Regions from separate parts of the Mus musculus genome. Here region 2 is linked to region 1. A link is a contact called in ENCODE Hi-C or POLR2A ChIA-PET data. All regions are on one chromosome and are shown on one strand. The core of a region is the stretch at or near the end of the contact, and the rest is flanking DNA. Distances in the headings are between cores, read along the strand shown. Region 1 holds the start of Rcor1 (REST corepressor 1). Region 2 holds the start of Traf3 (TNF receptor-associated factor 3).

Region 1 (3,041 bases), core at 70-2,569:
AGTTTAAAATGATTCGCGGGGCAGAAAACGTGGAAGAGAAACCCCTGCTTATTTATGCGGGCTTTCAAACCATAAAACTCTCGTTTTCTCTCTGTAGCTATTTATATCCTGAGCGGGTGTAAAAACTGTCCCCATATGAAGCCCAGGTCTGAAGTAATATAAACGAAAAATAGCCATCTCCTGTTTTATTTATTTATTTTTAATTTAAAGCAAACGGTTTCACCTATAGTCCCCAGGTTTGGTCGCTGGCGCGGGGGGTGGGGCAGCCCACCCAGCCCCACAGGCAGCTGTCAGGCAGTGACGGGGCCCCTCGCTTGATCACTCCAGGGACAAGGACGCCCAGGGCTGGGTGTCACCGACTCCTCCGCGTTCAGGCTCTTAGCCCTGCGGGCTGGGGGAAGGGCCCGGGTCTCGGGAAGTGACCCTCCTCTTCTACCGAGCTGGGGACTCAAGCTCCTTCTTTTTCCCCCTCGCGGTGGGGCCCCTAGTCGATCTATGTCCCTCCTGCTGTCCCGGGGCCACTCGGCACCTCCCCTCACCCCGACGGCTTCGAGGCCCTCCCCGGCCGAACATCCCGACTCCTCCCTCGGCCCCTCAGGCAACGTGGGGAGCCGGTGGCCCCCAACCCAATTAGCGGGGAGCTCCATCGTCTCCAGGCACAACCGCTTTCCTTCCCTCGGGGGACACTGCCACCTGAGAGCCTCGTCCCCAGGTTCCCTTGCTCTAGTACATCTCGATCGCCCCTGGGCGACGCGGGGGCGCAATTAGTTTCTTCCAATTAGTTTCCCCTCTTTGTATAGAACCCATTCAAACTGTGCGCGTACTCCTCCGCGCGAGGGGGAAAGTAGTCCCGACCTTGCCCGCGATTTCTGTTCTCGCGTCGGGCACATTCACTTTGGGAAGCCGATGGGACGCTCGGCGGGATCCCCGGGGGAGGTGGCGCGGGGCCCACAGGGTGCGAGCGGAGGGAGCGGGGCGCTGGGGAGGGGGAGGGGGCTAACTCCTCGCTGTTGCCTCGAGAGATGGATCATGGGGCGTAAAGCGATCGCAAACCTCAAACCACGTACAGTGGGCGATACGCGTCAACCCAACCTGGCCAACGGAAGCACAGAACCTTCCCCCTCCTTCCCGTGATCCCGCCCCCGTGGCCTGACGGACGCGCACAGAGACCTACCATGCCCCTGCTTGCCGCCCGGATCCCGTGAGAGCCAATGGAAGCTCGCAGGGGCGGAGCTTGCGAGCGACGGGTTAGGCTGTGCGCGGCCCTCCTCCCCCCCAGGCTCCGCCCCTCCCCCCCGCCCGCGGCTCCCGGAGTAGTTAGAGCCAGCGAAGTGCGGGCGGCGATGAGAGCCAAAGTTGCGCTCCGTTCGGCATCGGGGGCTTGAGGCGGCTCGTTGCTCCGCCCGTCTGGGCCTCCTCTAGCCCCAACTCCCGCCAGCGGATCCCGCGCGCTCGCCCGCCCGGCCCGGCGCCCACCTGCGCCCCCTGCCCGCGGCCCGCCGCCCGCGCCTCGCGAGCCGGGGTCCCCGTCACTTTGGCCCGGCCCCGGGCCCCGCCGATGCCGGCCATGGTGGAGAAGGGCCCCGAGGTCTCAGGGAAGCGGCGAGGGAGGAACACGGCGGCCTCCGCAGCCTCGGCCGCCGCCTCGGCCGCCTCGGCCGCCGCCTCAGCCGCCGCCTCGGCCGGCACCGCCTCCGCCTCGGCCGCCGCCGCCGCCTCGGCCGCCGCCGCCCCCAATAATGGCCAGAATAAAAGTTTGGCGGCGGCGGCTCCCAACGGGAACAGCGGCAGCAACTCCTGGGAGGAAGGCAGCTCGGGCTCGTCCAGCGACGAGGAGCACGGTAGGTGGCAGCCGCCCCCGCGCCCGGCCCGTGTCCGCGCCCGCGCTGACCGCCGTGCTCTGCTTCCCCGCAGGTGGCGGTGGCATGCGGGTGGGACCCCAGTACCAAGCGGCGGTGCCCGACTTCGATCCTGGTGAGTAGCGAGTGACGGGAGCTCGGGAGACAACTTTGTTTTTTGTGCGTGTTGGCCTTCGGTCCGCGGGGGCACACGGGGCGCGAGGGCAGGCGGCGCGGCACGCTCGCACACGAGTGTGCTGCAGATTCGGGTGCGGGGAGGCCATGGGCTCCGGTGGGGACAGCACTGGGCCCGCAGTGTCCCCCGGCTCTGAGAAAGCCACACCTGGCCGGGGTGGAGTGGGATGTCTCTGCCTCCAGGTGTGGTGTACCGGAGCTAGGACGGGATCCCGGGTGGCAGTGCTGGAGAGTTGGCGTCCTGGGGCGCTCGGACCCAGGGCTCCGCAGAGACTTCTTACTTCAAACTGGCTCCTAGCGTTACCCTGCCAACCCTACGCTCTTATTGCCTCTTGACTCTCATCCCGTCTTGTCCCGTCCGGTCCCATCCTGTCCCATCCCATCCCATCCCATCCCATCCCATCCCATCCCATCCCGAGGGCTGGTGGAGTAAAGATCTTCCTGTCCCTCCACCCCAATCAGGTAATAAAAGAAGTGTGCTTTCCAGAGAGCATCTGTCTAGATAAGAGAGCCCGACTTGTGGCTGTTATTTTAAGATCTGTTTGTAAATGTGTGTTTCCTTTATTTCTTTTTTCTTTTGGGGGGGATGGGGTGGGGAGGAAGAGGTTGTGAAAGAATAGAACCATCAAAAGGTTTAGCTAACCGGCCATTTCCATCTACTAGAAATCCTTGTCCCCTAAGAAGGGGCATTCTTACTTGCCTTCCTGGTGATCTGTGTGGAAGCAAATTTAAAGAGGTACGGGGGTGGGGGGGGGGGAATCCTATCAGACAAAGGAATTCGCCAGATTTTAATGCCTATGATTCTGTCCCATCTCTGTATGAGACTGTCTTTCAAGGTGGTGGTTACAGGAAATGTTTGAAAGGCCGTGGGTTTTGTTTCAGAAATAAAATTCAAAAGACAATCTTGTACAGCTAGAGTGAACCGTCCTGGTTGGAGGGCTTTAGAACAGGAGGTTTTTCTAAGTAGGTTATACCACTAGTTTGAAAAGATAAATGCTTTTCCTTGGA
Region 2 (3,174 bases), core at 175-2,674, 130 kb after region 1:
TAGGAAGCCCCACGCACAGGTCTTTGTACCTTCTGCCTGGTGGCTTATTTGAAAAGAGTCCAAATAGTGCAGCCTAGAGAAGGAAGCCTTTCTGGATTTGGGCAGTTTTCCTTGTGCCGTGAAAGGCGTGTGAGAAAGGTGCCCTGGACAGGGCTGGGGTCGAACAGTAGAGGTCTGAGAACACGGTTAAAGAAGGCAGGGGCACTCTGAGCATTCCGGGCCATTAAAGACACCCACGAGGGGAAAGGGGCTAATAGTGAGCTCCAGGGTCCTCATAGATGGGACTGTCGTTCTAGCACTGTTGCCTTGGGGAACCCTGGATCTGACCTGACTCTGAACTCAGAACTGTGGCCTGTGGCCCAGATGAGGGCGCCACTGGCCTAGCTGAGCCTGGCTAGCAAGGCCTATGTGGGCTCTCGAACAGGCACCTGTTGGGCTACTGCATTCAGAGATGTCCTGTCAGACTATCCAGGCTTCTAGAACATTCCATGAGGTAAGCTGGACAGAAGATGCTGGACTTCCTGCGCAGCCTGGTCACACTGGTCTCCGTTCCAGCCTAGGATCCGACAAACTTTATTGAGAAGGGATGTGTGAGCTTCCAGATGACTTGGAAACAATCATGGCCTCTTTGCTCAAGTGTCTGAACTTTGTAAGGATAGACCCCCATTTGCTCCCATCTTGCCATGGCAGTAGGGACATCTGGTGGGGCCCTGTGACCATGAGACAGCAAGATGAAGCTGCTGGAGAAATGGGTGTCCCTGGCTTAGAGAAGTACCCAGGACAAATTGGCCACCCTGTCCACACAGGGCAGATCCACTTCGGGTGGGTATGTAGGGAGCCGAGGAGGACTCTGCTAAACCCCTAGAGCTGGGTCAGATGGTACCAGACCCGCCTGTGAGCATACGAGGGGCATGTGTGAGGGTGGCATGGCTGTGTGCTAATGTGGACTGTGAGACCTGCCCGCCTGCCTGTGAACTCTGTCGGTGAAGATGTGTGTTCTTGGACAGGAGACACTAGGAACGAACTCTGCACGCGTGTCAATGGGCGCCCGCGAGTGAGTGTCTTCTACAGGTGCAAGGACCTGAGTGCCCGAGTAGGCGAGACTGTTGGGCCGCCCGTCGAGGTGGCAAGGCGAGGAACCTTCCTTGCTTCCCCTCCGCTCGACTGGCTTTTTGACCCGGAAAGACCGGGACGCGGGCGGGGCGCGAGGGCGCGCGCGCGCGCGCGGAGGGGCCAGGGCCCTGAGGGCCTGGGGCGCGCGCCGCCGTTGCTAAGGCCGGCGGCGAGCGCGGGGCCGAGGGTCCCTAGCAACGGGCGCGGGCGCGCGCCAGCCGAAGGGGATGAGGGGGGGGGCGGGGAGGCGCGCGCGGGCGGCGGGGGCGGGCGCGCTGGGGCGCGCGCCCAGGCGGCCCGCGGGGATTTCCAGCGCGCGAGAGGAAGTGCCAGCGCGAGGGTGCGTGAGGCGGCGCGGCCGGCGGCCGCCGCGTGCGCGAGCCGGGTTGCAGCCCAGCAGGGACTTTCCAGCCGGCGGCGGCGGCGGCGGCCGCCGGCCCTTCCCCGCCCCCCGACATGGGGCTGCCCGGGGAGCTGGACGCTGCAGAAGGCGGCGGAGGATGCGCGCGGCGCCCCTGAGCCGGCCGAACGGGCGGGCCTCGGGGTAAGGTCGCGGGCCGGGGGCGGCGGGCGGCGGGGCGGCGGGCGGCTCCATCCCGGCGGCGGCCCCGGGCCCGGCGGGTCCTTCGCTGCCAGGCCCGGCCGCCTCACCGTCTGCGGTGCGGCCCGCCCGCCGCCCCAACTTTGGAAACTTTGTGTGTGCGGCCAGCTCCGGGCCCGAGGCGCCGGCGCTCCGGGCAGACGGGGCAGGCAGGCCTCGAGCCCTGGGTGCCCGCCCCGAGGGGTGCCGAGCCGTCAGCATCTCCGAGGCCCGGGGCTTTGGCGCGGTGCGGAGCGGCGGAGACAGGGTGCCCGCATAGATGAGCGTGCTCGCCCTGGCTGGTGGAGGTGGGTTTTTGAGCCATTATTTAAAAGTTTATACTGAGTCATTGCTCTGCAGATGAATGACTGATTCATAGTCGGAGAGCTGCAGAGAGGCTGGAAGGCAGGCGGTTCTGGGATCCAGCTGGGGCCGAATGCACACCTTCCACCTTCGATTAACACCAAAGGTCAGAGTGGGCTCCCCACGGGCGAGCCATTAAAACGATCCTTGCCGCGGGGCTTGCAGGTTTTGGAGGCGCCAGGCTATGGCTCATGTACGTTTCGCCACGTTTCTACACTGTCATCACCACCGGTTGGGGACCCGGGTATCAGGATTAGACCTTTAGAGAGAATTCTGCGTGGACAATTCTTTACCTTTAATTTAAAACGGCAACAACATGCAAATGGGTGAAGTGTTGTGGACGTGCTCTGAAATCGAAGAAGCATTCAGATTAATGATCGGTTGAAGGAACTGATTTTATTTTCACGGCTTTTGTACTGAGCTTTGACTCAGTTTTGAGAATGAAATAGAAGGGTGTGTGTGTGTGTTACGTACACACATTTGTAAGTATGCTCTTTTTTTGTGGAGTCTTAAAGGGTTTATCGAGTGTTGTATTGTCATCTTAATTTACATTCACAGCATACAACTGAAGAGGAGCCATAATTTTTTTTTTTTTGGTAGCATTTCTGTGACTAGATACACAAGTGAAATCTTTAGAAATGCTGTTTTGTATTGTGTGTAAAATGCTTATATGTAGAAATTGTTCAGGGGAACCCTCAGTCAGCTCTTAAAACCTTCTGGTGTTTTTCAGATCTTGGAAAATGGCCTGTTGAAAATACTGCATCATTGTAGGGTGTTTAGCAAAATAGTGTACAGCCATCCTTTACTTAAAGGAGAGGAAATGTTTCCCTTTTCGCCATATTGTGACATCTTATATATTAAGAACTAGTCTGAAGGTGAAAATTCTTTGGCCAGAGCAAATTGAAAACTGGGAAATTTATCACAGGAGTCAGAAAACCCTGTGTGTAGGGTCTGGTGATACATCCTGGCAGACCTTGGGGTCCAGCCTCACTGTTTGAAATCAGACCTTATCAGGGACAAGGTTTAAGATGTAAGGTGTCTCACCCAGACACCATCTGTTCCAGCTGTCACAATGCAGAAGTCGGGGAATCAAAAATCTGGCCAGGGAGAATTCCAGC

What was found. Hi-C counts contacts between places; a loop is a spot of excess contacts on that map. ChIA-PET counts read pairs that join two places held with the same protein, here RNA polymerase II (POLR2A).
Region 2: a map of left cerebral cortex shows a loop between it and region 1 (2.0-fold over the local background). The contact joins the promoter of Traf3 here to the promoter of Rcor1 in region 1. A Hi-C loop is called at or near these places in 1 of 37 maps with a recorded cell type or tissue (left cerebral cortex). POLR2A ChIA-PET finds 5 or more read pairs at or near these places in 4 of 5 experiments (Patski and embryonic stem cell).

The regions. Positions count from the first base shown.
Region 1 is chr12:111,038,048-111,041,088 of GRCm38, forward strand. Rcor1 (REST corepressor 1) reads left to right here and starts at 1,320. Exons shown (of 12, transcript NM_198023.3): 1 at 1,320-1,841; 2 at 1,915-1,974. The coding sequence starts at 1,559.
Region 2 is chr12:111,164,946-111,168,119 of GRCm38, forward strand. Traf3 (TNF receptor-associated factor 3) reads left to right here and starts at 1,425. Exons shown (of 12, transcript NM_011632.3): 1 at 1,425-1,657. The region is part of intron 2 of 4930595D18Rik (RIKEN cDNA 4930595D18 gene); the gene reads right to left.